2 separate regions of the Homo sapiens genome follow, and region 2 is linked to region 1. A link is an interaction called in ENCODE POLR2A ChIA-PET data of the cell type or tissue named here. Cell type or tissue: Panc1. All regions are shown on one strand. Each heading gives the region's core, and the rest is flanking DNA. Links, peaks and the distances in the headings are about the cores only.

Evidence for each region. Peaks named below come from ENCODE experiments on the same cell type or tissue, not always from the same donor. Only the 100,000 strongest peaks of a DNase experiment are listed, where the experiment ranks them.
Region 2: POLR2A ChIA-PET joins it to region 1 with 8 read pairs; 2 of 35 experiments call an interaction of 5 or more read pairs at or near these places.

The regions. Positions count from the first base shown.
Region 1 is chr2:72,111,654-72,119,509 of GRCh38, reverse strand. No RefSeq gene overlaps it. Among named protein-coding and RNA genes, the nearest start is that of CYP26B1, 32 kb to the left of the region's middle. In Panc1, for the core only: a CTCF peak has its summit at 3,199 (motif pointing right); a DNase peak (open chromatin) is centred at 3,919; H3K4me3 peaks cover 529 bases.
Region 2 is chr2:71,888,871-71,896,726 of GRCh38, reverse strand. No RefSeq gene overlaps it. Among named protein-coding and RNA genes, the nearest start is that of CYP26B1, 260 kb to the left of the region's middle. RefSeq lists enhancers at 2,385-2,884, 2,885-3,386. In Panc1, for the core only: no CTCF peak of the experiment used is centred there; no DNase peak of the experiment used is centred there; H3K27me3 peaks cover 601 bases.

The DNA.
Region 1 (7,856 bases), core at 1,195-6,194:
CTTTGGGGCTGATAGCAAGAATGAAAAGTTATCCTCAAGTTCTGACCTGCTTGTTGTTGTTTACAGCCTGCTAGGGGGCTGGAAAAGATGCGTTAACCCCTTCTTGGAGGGCTGTCACCTGGTGACACCTCCCAAGGGTGGGTGGCTCACACCAACAGATGCCGAACTTGTGGTGTCAACTCAAGACACAACCCACATATCATTGCCTGTCACCAGCCAGGTGGCTCTTCTTTATTAATTTCATATTTCAAGTCTTGATTGAGTTCCACAACCCATGAATAACTTGAAACCCCAGTTAGGGCATGGGTTGGTTATAAAAGCATTACAAACTTCTAAGTACAAATATGTACTTGACGCCACACTTAGCTATTCCAAGCCTCTTCCCCAGGCCTCTTTCCCACCGCGCCTCTTTCATTGCCTAACCCAGCTCCCTCTGAGAGATTCCTGCTGTTGGAGGAGGCAGGTGTGGGGAGCCCTGCTGTGATCCTCAGAGTTGACACTGTGGGTATTGCACAGGGCATCTGGGGATGGCGGTCCAGTCCAGTCTCTGACGTCCTCTACCTGTGAGGTGCTCGATCAATGACTCTCTTCTCTGGGCCTCGGTTCTCTCATCTGAAAAGTGAGGAGGTGGATGTGAGCTTCCTTCCTGCTCCAAAGTTAGATCAGTTCCGAGTCTTTCAATTCCAAGTAAAGGAGACTAAATAGCAGTAGCTTCAGCACCAAAAGGAATTTATTGGGAGGACTCTGGATGTCTCATGGACTCCAAGGAAGACCCAAACTCAAAGCCATAGAAAGTGGTTTGCCCTGGAGACCCCAGTAATGGGAGATTGTGGTGTTGCCTTCTCATCAATGTGACTCAGCTCCAGTGGCTTGTTGGCGGTGGATCTCCCAGTCTCCCACTTCGGTTTCTCAGAAGAGTGCATCTGATTGGTCCAGCTGTGTTCTCCTCCAGGCTAGTTAGCTCCGTCCCAGGAGACAGGATCATTCAGCACAAACAAGGCAGCGGAGAGGTGGGGTGGCTAGAGAGACGGATCATGCCTTAAGTGTCCGCTCCAGGTATCAATGATATTTATAAAACTCAACCCAAAAAGTTTCAACATAAATTGAGTGCATAACCAGGAAGGCAAAGCAGAGAAATTATTCATGTGGGATAGAGTAAATCAGGTACGGCTTCCTGTAGGAAGATGTTCCATTTTTTTTCACATGGCCCTATATACGTGGCCTGTCTAAAAGACCACCAGCTCTCACTTCTTCACAAGCCACCCTAATTCTTGCCACTTTTGAGTTCCCTGCCAAGGCCTGGCATCTCATCTGGTGGTCTCTAATTCTCTGGCTGTAGATATGTTCCTTGTGTCTGGTGTGACCTAAAGCCTGTTCCCTCTATTAAGCAAAGAACTTGGTGTATCCGCCTCAGTTTTCTTATCCACCACGCAGGAGAATCATTTCAGTGTTGAAGAACACTGGACGGGGTTAAATGAGACAATGTAATTAAGCAGTGTCTGCTGCCCAGCAGGCCCTTGCTGGACAGTGGCGAACTCCTGATGAAAGTCTCCAGGAGCCTGCAAAGGGCTCGCCCCTCCTCCCAGCACAGTGTTGCGGTCTGTGGGTCCAACGCTGGCCCTTGTGAGAAGAACACAGGAATGCATGAAGGGGGCAAAAGGTGAAAAGTGCAGCCACAGTAAGTGCTCCTCACACTCGATGGGTGTAGAAAACAGTGAACAGCTCTGGAAAATGCTTCGGCAGAAGCACATCAAGCTGACCTCGCTATTCCATCCTCAAATGACCCTGCATCCCCTTCCCACGTGTGGAAGTCCAGGAGTGCTCGTAAGAGCCCCAAAGTGGATATGACCCAGATGGCCATGAACCTGGGATTCCTGGATGGCCTCAGGAGGCCTTTGCACCCTCGGAGGTCTTTGCACCTGTATTGTATTTACGAGTTTTATTTTTGTGCCTTCTTGGAGGTGAGAGTTCATAGCTTCCATCACTTTCAAAAGGGGTCCAGGGATGTTATCATCAGTTAAGGTTCAGAATCAGTGCTCTATATTTAGGTCAGAGGTATGGTTTGGATGTGTGTCTCCTCCAAATGGCATGTTGAAGTGTAACCCCCAGTGTTGGAGGTGGGGCCTGGTGGGAGGTGTTGGGGTCACAGGGGCAGATCCCTTGTGAATGGCTTGGTGCCCTCCTTGTGGCAATGAGTGAGTTCTCACTCTCCGAGTTCATGCAAGATCCAGTTGTTTAAAAAGGAGCCGGCCCCACCTCTTGCTCCCTCCCTCACCGTGTGACACGCCTGCTCCCACTTCACCTTCTGCCATGAGTGAAAGCTCCCTGGGGCCTCCCCAGAAGCCGAGCAGATGCTGGCGCCATGCTTCCTGGACAGCCTGCAAAACCATGAGCCAAGTAAACCTCTTTCCTTTATAAATTACCCAACCTCAAGTATTTCTTTCTTTTTTTTCTTTTTTTTTTTTTAAGAGACAGAGTCTCACTCTATCATCCAGACTAAAGTGCAGTAGCATGATCATGGCTCACTGCAGCCTCAACCTCCTGGGTTTAAGCGATCCTCCTGTCTCAGCCCCCTGAGTAGCTGGAAACACAGGCGTGTGCCACATGCCCAGCTAATTTTTAAAATTTTCAGTAGAGATGGGTTCTCACTATGTTGCCCAGTCTGGTCTCAAACTTCTGGCCTAAAGTGATCCTCCTACCTCAGCCTCCCAAAGTGCTGGGATTACAGGTGTGAGTCAAAACAGACCAACTGTCAGTAATAGTAACTAATAAGAGAGTATTTTGATTCATCATTCTACTATATCCCAGGCTCGATTATCCCTTTTTGCATGTGAGGAAACTGAGGCTCTGAGTGCTAAGTGACTTGCCCAACGTTCCACAGCTAGAAAGTCAGAGTCGTCTCAGAGGCTGTCTTGGGGCTTTCTCCCAGAATGGGGAGGAGCTGCTGAGGGTCCTGGCCTGCAGCTTTCTGGAAGTCCTGGGCCTCTCCAGGCTCAGAGTGAAGACAAGTAAGGGTGGGGCCCCATGGACCTGGGGCACGGGTGCAGAAGCTCCAGATTGGGGCACAAGCTGTGAGGCGTGGCCTCCTTTCCTTCCTGTAGGGCTGGCAGAGAAGGAGCTGAACAAGGGGACAGAGCAGGCCCCTCCTTGGGCCCTGAGAAAGCCGGAAGAAGTGCAGCTTCCTGCAGCCCCTGTTCTGGCCTGCAGGTGGCCCTGGGGCTGAGGGTGCTCCTGGGGGCTCCTTGGCAGTGGCAGGCTGGGGACAGTGCCTGGCAGGCTGGGGACAGTGCCTGGGAGGCTGGGAGGAGGGAGAGAACATAGAGAAGAGTCAGGGCAAGTGCGGGCTCAAACTGGAGAAATGAGCATGTGTGGCCTGAGGGGCCAAACCTGCAGCACTCTACAGGGTGGGGGAAGGCCATGAGGCACACATGCTTAAGAAAACGACCTGGGGGTCAGGGCTGGCCCCAAGCCTGTGTTGAGTAGTGCTTGGAGAGAACTTGTAGTGGGGTGGGGCCCATGAGAGGGTGTGGAAGGGCTGAAGGCCAGGAAGTGATCTTTCCTCAGCCTTCAGCATCAGCCCCACCCTCACTGGAGGGCCGGGTCCTCTGGAGGGCAGGATGATGTCTGCCCTGGAGTAGGGGGGCCGCTGGGCTGCTCACTTGCCAGAGACTGAGAAGTGTGCTTCTCTGCCCCTCAGGCTGCACTCACAGGCTCAGGCTCTCAGACAGAGGGGGTGTGCCAGGAGGAGGAGAGAGAGGAGTGGAGGGTGCCCCAGGGCCAGGCTTCGAAGGGAGCTCAATTCAAGTTCTCTGGGGAAGCTGAGAGCCTTTTCTGCCCTCGGTGCCACCCTTTCCCGGCACTTTCACTGCCTCCTGTCCATAGAGCTCCTAGTCTGTCAGTCAGCAGGCTGAGTCAGAGATGCCCTGGGGCTGGGGGCCGCCTGCCAAAGGCTTGACTCACAGAGAGTGGCTGACTGGTTTCCCCAGCCTCGGCCCCTCCCTGTCACAACACGCCGAGGGGCTGCGGCTGGAGGAGCACTCAGAATCTCACTTCTGGGCATCTTGCTCCTGGGCAGATCTTCCCCGAGAGCAAGGGGCACGGGCCTCTGTCCTGGATACGCCAGCCTCTGGCACCTGGGCTTCAAACCACAGGCGAGGCCCTCTGCTCTGGTCTTCTCCCCAGCCTGAGCTGACATGAGCCATGTGTGTGCTCAGGCCCACTTGGTGACTGAATGAATTGCTCCCCTCAGTGCTGGCTTAGAGCCACCCCTGGCCCTCCCACCCCACACGGGACCTCGCAGGTGCCTGCTTCCTCAATTCACAAGAAAATTGGAAATGCTGTGCTAATTTTTGTGCTGTGGCTCAAAGAGGCATTTCCTAACAGCTCACTTTGTCCCACCGTTAGTTCTGGTTTGGCATTTTATTCCAACAAGAAATATCACAAACCTTCAAGCTAAGGAGCCGAAGCGCTGTGCAGTGTGCAGAAAGCAGAGCGCGGGCAATCTCAGCCAGCGAAGCGTCTGGGCAGGGAGCGAGGGCTTGGAGTCTGTGCCATGGAGTGGGCTTGTCACAGAAAGTTGCATTCCTGAGACAGGGGCTGGGGTCTCCCTGAGGAGGCCAGGCAGCCTTGCTCCAGGGCAACCCACTCTCCTGGGAATGGGAGGTGCCCCAGCAGCCAATTCTGGGCCTCTGCCTCGGAGCTGTCCAACAGCCAGTCCAGGACCCAGGTCCTCATGGTGTTGGCCCAGGGCTGCAGAGCCGCAGGTGCTGCGTGGAGGACTGAGGAGGGTGAGGCTGGGGAATACAGCGGCAGCTATGGAGAGCAAAGGCCTGGGCGCTTGCCGTCAGTCAAGACAAGGAACTGGAAACAAGTCCTCACTGGCTCAGAGCCGCCGAGTCCATCAGGGGCTCCCGCTTCAGGCAGTGCCAGCTCCTGGTTTCAAATGGGAGCCCCCCAGGTGCTCGATCTGGCTTTATCTCTTGGTCCTCAAATGTCTCTGTCTGGCTCCATTCTGAGTGGGGAGGACACTGGTGGGCCATGGGCTGCCCTGTCTGTGCAGCCCTGGTGGAAGGGGGACTTCTCTCTCTGGTCCTCATGCAACCCCACAGAAGAACGATTGGCTGTGAGTGGGGAGGGGTGACTAGATTAGCTGGTGGGGTTTTGTGCCTGCTCTGTTGGGTGGGGGTGGGGGCATGTGACTGTCAGCCTCACCATGAGGACCTGGAGAGAGGGGGCCTTCCCAGATGGCTGGGAGGGTTGGGGAGCCTCCACCAGGCCAGCCTGGGATGCTAGGCCTGCTGATCTGGGGGGCATTTGCAGCTCCGGCTGTGGTTCTGGCCTTCCTAACTGCACGCCTGAGGAAGCCCCGGCTCCTGGTGAGCCTCATTCCCCTGCCAGCCATCCTCCCAGGGGTTGGAAGTTGAGGGTCATGACAGACCTGAGGGGACTTAGGTGGGGGACTAGCAGAACTGGTGTCTCAGTAACAAAGATTCAGTCCAACCCAGGGCAGACAATGTCCCACAGGGAAACGTGTTTTCCCCTCCTGTCAAGCAAACGAAAATGTGACCCGGCTGCACACACTCACTGGGCTTTCGGGGGCATTTGATTACTGGGAAATTCCAGAGACAGGGACAGCTGGGCTTTGCGAGTCCTCATTGCTGGTCTCATTAGGGCAGCATGCAGGGACCCAGCAGGGCCAGAAATCAGAGCCTGGAAGGACTGAGACTGTGGGGCTCGTAGGCTGCATGGATAGGAAAGCATCTGTCCATTGCCTCTGATGGGGCCAGGCTGCTGCAGCTCTCAGCATGGGACACCCGCTCCATCTCTGCTACCTTCTTCCAGGACTGGTTGCCCTGGTCCTCAGGCCTCAGCACCAGGCTGAGGCTAGTTTTGGGGGAGCCCTGCAGGAGGCCAGCTCTCTCTCTGAGACGCCAGGTCACAGGGGGTCAGTTTGGGGCAAGTCAACCCCTAACTCCCACCTCCCTTTCTTGGCCCAGCCACAAACCACCCAATCCTGGACCAACCATCTTACCCCACCAGTTGCAAGGATGATGGAGCGGGGCAGATGGCACAGAGCAGCCAGTATTCTCAGACTTGGGTTTCATCAGCTCACTGGCTGGAGTCAACCCAGCATAGCTGCTGGGGAGGGACATAGGCCTGGTGGCAGAACACTGCTAAGCTTTGTCTACAGACTGGACATTCAGCCACTGGGGAGTGTCTGATGGTCACACTTAACTCCGACATCCAGCAAAAGGGCCCCACCCAGGGGAGTGGACACAGCACCCAGCCAGAAATCTGACTCCACTGAGCTCCACAGATTCCCCATTCGCTGCTGGCCTGCTTCTGCGCTCAGCCTGCCCGTGGGCTTTCAGATCTAAACTCTCGAGTCTCACCTCTCTCCAGCTTGGTTCCAGTCTCACCCTTGGTTCCAGCTGCGCCTTCCAGGCCCATGCCCAAAATAGGCCGGAAGAGCCTCTGTGAGCTCACAGGACTGTGAGGCCAGGGGGACACCGCCTGTTTCCACCCCAGTTCACGTGTGCTCCCAAGCCCAGCTTCAGTGGGCAACTCTTCTCAGCACCTGTGGTCCGTGTCTCTGCGCGAGGGATTTTGGCCTTGAGTTGACCTTCCTCAGTGCTCTCTGATTATGTGCTGTGAGTGGCCCTGCTTTCTCAAGGGGAGTGCCACCTCTTTATGCTCCTTGGGGACCCTTGCACTCCGTGAATGCATAACAACAGGGACCGTGGGGTTAAAATGGATGTGAACTTCACTTGGTCCAAATATCCCACTGAACAGAAGAAGCAACTGAGTCCCAGAAAGTAAAAGTGACCTCCTTATGGCCAACTGGCTTGTTTTGTAGAACTGTTTTGTAGAGCCTGGCTTTCTTGGCCCCCAGGCCGGTGTCTGCTGACTCACCCATGTGAGTGCTGAGTCAGTGAATGCATCTCCCGCTCTGAAACCAGCCACTCGAAGGATGTACATAAAATTCTCAGACCTTCTCACACAGGTCAGAATGGGCCCTCTCCTTGCATTTGTCCTTGCAAATGATATATTCCTCACTCCAAGGAGTTCATGCACAAGAGGTAATTTACTGCCTATCGGAGGAAACTGCCCCCGATTTCACGTAGGTTCTTTTCTATTTTCCCTAAGCATCAGCCAGTTTGAGAAATAAAGGGACAGACTACAAAAGAGAGAAATTTTAAAGCTGGGCGTCGGGGGGAGACATCACATTGTCGGTAGGTTCTGTGATGCCCCACAAGCCGCAAAACCAGCAAGTTTTTATTAGTGATTTTCAAAAGGGGAGGGAGTGTAGGAATAGGGTGTGAGTCACAGAGATCACGTACTTCACAGGGTAATAGAATATCACAAGGCAAATGGAGGCAGGGCGAGATCACAGGACCACAGGACCCGGGTGAAATTAAAATTGCTAATGAAGTTTCGGGCACGCATTGTCATTGATAAACATCTTATCAGGAGACAGGGTTTGAGATCAGACAACCGGTCTGACCAAAAATTTATTAGGCGGGAATTTCCTCTTCCTAATAGGCCTGGGAGCGCTATGGGAGACTGGGGTTTATTTCATCCTTACAGCTCGACCATAAAAGACGACCGCACCTAATGGGGCCATTTTAGAGGCCCACCTTCAGGGACGCATTCTCTTTCTCAGGGATGTTCCTTGCTGAGAAAAAGAATTCAGTGATATTTCTCCCATTTGCTTTTGAAAGATGAGAAATATGGCTCTGTTCCGCCCAGCTCACCGGAGGTCAGAGTTTAAGGTTATCTCTCTTGTTTCTTGAACATTGCTGTTATCCTGTTCTTTTTTCAAGGTGCCCAGATTTCATATTGTTCAAACACACATG
Region 2 (7,856 bases), core at 978-5,977, 220 kb after region 1:
TAATCATCACAGCATACCCTCTCCATCCTGTCCCTGCTGCTGGGGAGGAAGGGCAGAGCTCGTGCTGGCTGACAGATGGTCTGGGGCCTCATATTCCTGGTTAGATGAGAACACACTCACACTTGTCACCCAAAAGATGATAGAAGAGGGGCAGAGCAAAACTGGAAATCATCTGGCCCCCAAGCCTCGTCGCTGGGCCTCACAAAAGCCCACACTATCCAGGGGAGGTTTGAAGACAGCAGCTGCTGGCAATTAATTCTAGACCCCTGGACATCTGCCAGCTTCCTGCTCGACCCAAGACTTGCCCTCCTCCAACCATCCATCCATCCACCCATCCATCATTACTGTGTGCCCAACTCTGTGCTGGGAATGGGGGCAGCACAGTGACAGATAATGCTCCCTATGTGTCCTAACAGTCTGATGGAGGTGACAATTAAATCTATGTATGTATATATGTATCTATCTGTCTGTCTATCTATCTATCTATCTATCTATCTGTCTGTCTATCTATCTATCTATCTATCTATCTATCTATCTATCTATCATCATCATCATCTATCTATATATCAGTCTGGCCTGGGGGAGAGGAGAGTTGATTGGGGAAGCCTTCCTGGTACCTTAGAAGGAGCTGGGAAGAGGTGGCAACTTAGCTCAGTGTTGAAGAAGACAGGAGAGTTAGCCAGGTGTGGGGCTGGGGCCCTGAGCAGTGCAGGAGGAGGCTGCTGGAACAGAGACTCTGGGCTGAGGCAGCAGAGCAGGGCTGTTCAAGAGTTGCCATTTGGGGTACAGGGGGTGAGGGGCCTGGCAAGGGGAACTGCAGAGTTAGGTGTAGCTAAGTTCCTAGGAGGCCCTTGGAAAATAATCTGGAACTTGCTCCCCCAGGCTGAGACAACTGGCCCTCCCCAGGGTTGTTAGAGAAGGTCCCAGGTGGGCCTCCAGAGAGTATCCTTGGGTCCTCTCTCCTGAGCCAGGAGCTCTCTCAGCCGCACCCTAGGTTCTGTGAATGGCCAGGCCTGCTGAGGGGTCTATGGGCCGCATCTCATGAGTCCGCCCCATGAGTCACTCAGGTGCTCAAGGCAAGTTTTCCTGGGAGACAGGAGGCCATCCGTGAGCCCTGGGGGTGCCGAGCATTTTGGCAAAAAGGTGCTAGGCTGCTGGGTGACCAACCTGTCTGGTTGAAAAAGGGCCTGTCAGCCAAACCGCAGGTTGCATATGGATTGGTTGCTGGCTGAGCCCTTAGGCTTATCTCCAAATTCACTGACTCCATGCCCTACGGCGTTAGCCCAGTACCCTACAGCCGGAGTGAGGTGGCCAGCCAGCCACAGAGGAGCCAGGGGCAGTTTCCTCAGCTCTTCTGCTGTGAGGAAGTGTCCACTGCAGTGGACTGTTGTTCGTAAGAATAGCTGAGGGACTGGAAGAGACAAAAAATAGCAATCCCTATCAGCACCAGTGACTCTCTCCAGGAGAGACCTCAGAAATGTAACAAATCAATCTTTATAAAAATTAACATTTTTGGCAGGAGATTCTTTGATACTTCCTTAAAACTGCAGAGGGAAAGGATTTTGAGGAGCAAAGAGAAAAGGAGGAGAGAGGGAGGGAGAGAGGAAAGGAAGAGGGAAAGCAGTGGGGCCTTCCTGGGAACCAGACAGTCTAACTTTTGTAGGTCCCACCCCAGAGTATATAAAAGAATTAAAATGCACCCACATCCCACATTAAATGGAATTATTTTGCTATAAAATACTTGGAAAGAATTTTTATAATTTTGCTTTTGAAATTATTTGGCTTAAGTTTACTCGCTTAGTTTACGATTGGCTCCGACTTCCCAGCCATCATCAGACCCAGACATCCGTACAAGGCGAGAAAATCGAAGGTACAAATTGTTTTCAAATGGAAAGAAACTTTCATGAGGATGAAATTGAACAATTAATAAAATTTGAATGCATTCATTAAATATTTATTATCTCCAATTTTTCTCTTTTGTATTTTGGAGCAAATTCATCTTTCCCAGGTTGTAACATTTTGTTGGGTAAAATGCTCATGGGTGCGAATCACTGTGAAGGGCTTGCAGTGGAGCCATCCTGGGGAGGGGTGAGAGGAGACGGAGCTCGCATGAGAGGGGCTCATCTCACCAGCAGGCGGGGCCACTCTCTTCTGGACAGTCCTTCCAGCTCCCTGTCTAGAGCCCACCCGCTGGACCAGGCAAGTGCTGGGGTTGGGGAAAGGGGCTGCTCAGCAGCTCCCTGCCTGGGCGCCTAGAAGGGGCACCTTGGAAAATGTGGATCCACGTGGGTCAACCTGTCACACTCAATTGTGGCCCTGGGATTCTGAGAACCTCATTCCAGGGACTTCTGAGGCCACCTGGGGCCAGGCCACTTGGAGCCTGCACTTTGTAACTTGGACTCCTTGTAACTCGCCCTGGGGAGACAGAGCGGGAAACAGAAAGCCACTTGATGGGCTCCTGCTTTCAGTCACTGTGGAGGTTTTATGATCTGAGAGGTGAACAGAGGAGCAGCCGCAGGCCATTTAATCTTGATATTCACATACTGAATGAAAATGCAGACAAACCCTTTTGTGTTTGGATTTTTTATTTTTTTAAACAAAAAAGAAATAAAACTCAGAGCTCACTTCAGGTAGTGCTGCTGGGGTTTTGCAACCTTCCAGGTGGAGCTGGAGTAGCCCCTGGTCTCCTGACAGCTTCCTGAGGAAACCTCTCAGCTTTGCCTCCGTGACCCCATCACAGACAGATGCCCCCGGAAGCCTGTCTCTAGGGCCCAGAACTGAGGCTTGGAAGCCATGCTGTCCATCTGCAGGGTGCAGGCTGCCGTCCCGGACAGCCACCCACCCACCGCAGGACGGCAGGGCCTCCCTCCCTGGCGGAACACAGCCGAGGAAGTCACATTGGCAAATGAGGTGTTGTGATTAATGGGGTCTCTTCTGCACATCAGGATGATGTATGGGCTGCGGGGAGGGGGCCTGACCACAGGACGGGGGGCCGTGCTGGGACCACACCCAGCAGAGCCCCGTCATGCTGGGACTTCGTGCTAACACATGGTAGAGATGTATTACATGTTGAATGAATGGTCTGTTGATGAAGACTTCAATATAAAGTCAGCACTGCGTTGGGGAGGCGAGTGGTGGGCTGGATGTTGTCAACTGTTTTCTGAGGCACTGGCATATGCTGAGCGAGCCCTTGACTTTGTAGTTCATTGCACTCTTCCATTTCTCCAAGCTCCCACCACAGGTGCCCTTCCTCCCCACAGCTGCCCACATTGGTGTGTGTTTAGTTAAGGTGCTGGCATAAATTAACCCCTGAATTTCAGTGCCTCATTCAACTGTAGTTCGTCTGTCACTTATACGGCCATCCAAGGTAGGAGTTATTGGCTGACCGAGGACTTTCCTCCACGTGGTGACTCAGGGATCCTGGTTTCTTCCCTCTTGCCGCTCCTTTGTCCCACAGGGTCTCAGAGGCCTCTCCATTATCCAGTGGATGGGCAGGATGTGGAGAAGGCACACTATTTTTCATAATCCCTTAGCTCAGAAGAGACCCCCATATACCATTGGTGAGAATTAGTCACATGGCACATTATACGTCTGGATGAAAGAGGGGCTGGGACTGCACCTCCCTGGACAGTTGATTTCCTGTTCTACAGAGCGGAACCATGGAGAGTGAGTCATTTCATCGTCCATTCCTCAGAGATCTTCATCAATGCCATTCTTCTCTTCAGTAGCCAAATAGCTAACACACAGATGGTGCTATGTGCCAGTCACTGCTCTTGGCGCTACGCATATTTTAAGTTATGTAATTCTCACAGCAACTCTATGGGTAGATACTACACTATTTCGTTGGTTCTAAGATGCACATTTTTTTTTTCACTTTAGCCTCTCTGAAATCAGGGCATAGTCAATGGCATCTTGCAACTGCTGTCAGCCAGGCAGAAGTCATGGTGGCTTTGTGGAAAACCACAGTTCCTGACACTTTTTTGAAAGATCAAGAAAGCTCTAGCAACTACAGATGTGGAAACTGAAGCCCAGAGAGGTTAAGTAACTTGTCCCAAATCACATCCAGTGAGTGGTGCATCCGAGATTTGAAGCCTGGCACTCTCCACTTCTCTGCTTCCAACAGATTGCAAGACCTGCTCTGAGAAAACAGCCTTTTAATCAACTTTTCTCTCCCAGGCCCCTCCTTGGGGGCTGAGAGCTCCTGGCCCTCTTGTGGAAGGTGAAGGGGAAGTATGTCTCCAAGTCCAAGATCAAGGCCCTGAAGTGTCGGAAGCCAGCTCCTGGCCAGAGTGATGGGACTGCAGTTACAAGGACATCTGCTAAAGCCAGGATGACTGCTACATTCTTGCCGGCTGATAATTTAATCTCTCAAAAAGCAACAAGTGGAACTGGCAGGATACACTGAACTCTGATCAACTAAGAGGGGCACAGTGGTAAAATGACAGGGGCGTGGGAAGAAAAGGACTTTATCATCCTTCACAATGTTACAGGAAGGGAGTGGTGGCAACACCAGTTGTGTAGGGTGGACCTTGAGAAAGTAGATTGCTTTCAAGTAGAGAGAATATAGTGGCCCAAAGAAGATGACTCAAAAGATCAATGTGGCCCCTTGAAAAATCCAAGACAAAAAAACAAAAACCACCACCGCCACCAAACAAGAAATAGGGTGGTGGGAGAAGGGAAATTCAGCATACAGCCAAGAACAAAAATAACTCCCCCACCAAAAAAACCCAAGTCCTCAGATCAGATGGTACAAATGTGTCAAGAAGGCAGACCCCAGGGCAGAATGCCTCAAAACTTACGAGGGCTTTTGATGAGAGGGATGGCTGAACCCTTGCCTCCTGAAAATGCTCCTGTCTTCTTTGGAGAGTGAGCAAGCCTCCCTCGGAACAGTGTGCATGTGGGGGCGGCCACCTGACACCCAGGAGAAGTTTGGCTTGGTCTGGGAGAGCACAGAAGTCACTCTAATAGACTGCCATGAGTTGGGTTTTGGGCTCCAAGAGAAATGACCTACAAAACCCCTTAGATAAGAGAAGAAAGGTGGAAACCAGAGATGGATAAAGACTTTTGATTTTCAAGATAGATTTTGGAAGCTAGAGACAGGGAAGCCTATCTCCAGCCATAGAACAGGGCAGGTTTTTGTATTTATAAAATCATTAGCAGAGCTAGGTCAGATCCATCCTGTACAGTGCATTGGATTCTCTCAGCCCTGCCTGACTTCTGACCCCAGCTCTGCTGCACCATCAGTGAGCAACACTTGAGGGTGCCTCCCACCCCCAGGGCTTCTCTGCGGGTGCTGCGGCAGGGGCTCCCCAGGAATCTCCTCACATGCATAACCCGGAATCGCCAGAGAGTTAATGCTCTATGGCCCCTACCTCAGAGCAACGTGAAGCAGAAGCTGAGAAATGCTCCCCACTGTCCCCCAAGGCAGGCAGCCCTGAGGTGCATTTCCTGTGCCTTCCTGGGCAATGCCAGGGGACCTAGCAACCAGCCATCTATCCTGGAGGTCAGCTCCCTCCCTACTCCCCACTTCATTCCCAGCCTTCTGTCTGGGCCACTATCCCCAGGAAAATGCCTTCACTCAACCTCTGCCTCAGAAGCTGCTTTCTGTAGAAAAAGTTTGCAAAATAGAGAGGAGAAATCACCCATCATCTGGTCTCCCTCACCCAATTTGTACAATATCTGAATCCTCCCCATGCATGCATAGTACTTTACAAATCCTCCTTCGTGGAGTGCACATAAACATGTAGCTTGCTTTTTTGAGTTCACATTTTATTTAAGTTTGTTGTCTGTGTTCACCACATAGTTTTTTGGGTTTTTAAGTGTTTTGAATTATTGTTGTAATGGTGCACATGCTGTTCCATGGAGAGGATATCTCACAATCCACTCAGCCATCTCCCTGCCTCCGGACTCTTAGATAACAGCTGTTAACTTTGCTGTGGGTTAGTAGTTCTGATAATTTGAACATCTTCCTGATTCTTGATACATATTGATAAACCAAGAAATGTCTTTGACAGCCCATAAGAGAATGTGAGGATCTCTAGGAGCCAGTGTGGCTTTGTGAAAGGCAAATGCTCCCGAATGAACTCATTCCCCCTTCTGGTGTAGGTCCCAGAGATCAAGGGAGTTCTGTATACTTCATTGTTTCAGTTTGGGACAGTCTGTCCATTTTGTGGACAGAATCAGAGATGGCTAAGTGATTATTCTCTATTTACACTGATTAAAAAGTTGACATCCACATGCAGGGAGGTCCCTGGTGGCCTGACTTGTGCAGCATTTTTGTCATGAAAGTGCATAGAGATAGAGAACTCCTCTGCGACACCATTGTGGATGACGCAACTCTAAGAGAAATGAATAGCCTATTGAATGAAAAGACTTAAGATGCAAATAGATCTTGAGAAGTTGAAGGATGGACTATAACTCTGCAGGATGAAATGTTACATAAGGCATTCAGTTCAAAAAATCAACTGCATATGGACAGGATGGGGAAGCCTTGCCTTACTTAATAGCTGCTCATGTGAAACAGACCCAGAGACTCCAGTTGACCTCAAGCTCAATATGAATCATCTGTGCAGTGTGGCTGCCAAGGAGAATCATGCAATCTTGGGCCACGTTAATAGAAGTATAATATTGAGACCCAGGGAGGGGCGTTCCCACCAGGTTCTGATTAGTCAGACCACACTGGGAACATTGGGTCTAGTTCTCCAAGATAATTTCTCAGTGGAACATTGGCAAATTCTTTCCTTCATAAAACATTTATTGAGCACCTACTATGTGCCCAACACTGTACTAGATGTGAAGGGTACATAGATGAATGAGGCATGCTCCCTGCCCATACAGAGCTCATAGTCTAATGGAAGTATTTCACACAGCATTTGATAATTTACAAAGCAATACTTATAAAGCAAAATATATTCAATCAGCTAGGCCTAGGGTCCTTGAAATGTTCTCAGGCATCACATAGAACACATAGTCTCTCTCTCCCTCTCTGTGTATTATCATGGTCTTCATTTGAGGTAGAAGGCTAACCCGGCTCTCTCCCCTCCACCTGCCCTTCCAAGTCCATCTCATGTGATTTTGTACCTCGAGTCCCTTTACCCAGCCCAACTATCAGGTTGCAGACTCCTCTCTCCCTGGCTTTGAGCTGGAACACCCTTAGAACCCCAGGGTGTGTTTGCTGTGGTGGGTATGCTGTGGTGGGTGTGATATCAAGGGTGGGCCCTTGGTATCAATCCACTGGGAGTGACACCTAGTATCACAGAAGCTGGGAAGCTAAAAGCTACATTTCCCAGACTTCTCTAAAGCTATGATTCTGGATGCAAATCAGGTTTTGCCCCCTGGATGTGGGATTTGGAAAGTGGAATTGCAGCAAGTGCTATCTTCCCACTGCTTTGGCTCTTGCCTTGGGCAAGCATAACTAAGGCAAGCAATGTTCCAGTGTCCAGTTGTGCCCATCAGAATGGGCTACACTATGCTAAGAAATAAGCAAGCCCCACATCACATGGGTGGTTGGGGCTGCTGGCCTCTGTTTACCACACTTGGGAACCCAGGCTGGTGGAAAAACCATCACTTGGAGCATTGAGGTCACTGTGACAAAGGAAAGAGAGAATACAGAAAATTAAAGAATAGTACTTAAAGCTTCCACTACGAAGTGGCACATATTTCATTGAGTCACAGGGTCACTTAACTCCAGGGGGGCAGAGAAGGCTAATCCTACCATCTGCCTGTGGGAGAACTAGAAACACTTGGTGAACAACCCTGATGACCACGACACCAGTCATCAGCTTCTGAACACTGAGACCCACTTGTGGGGTGGTGGAGGTGACTTCCTGACCCCAGTCCCATAGAAGCCTCCTGAC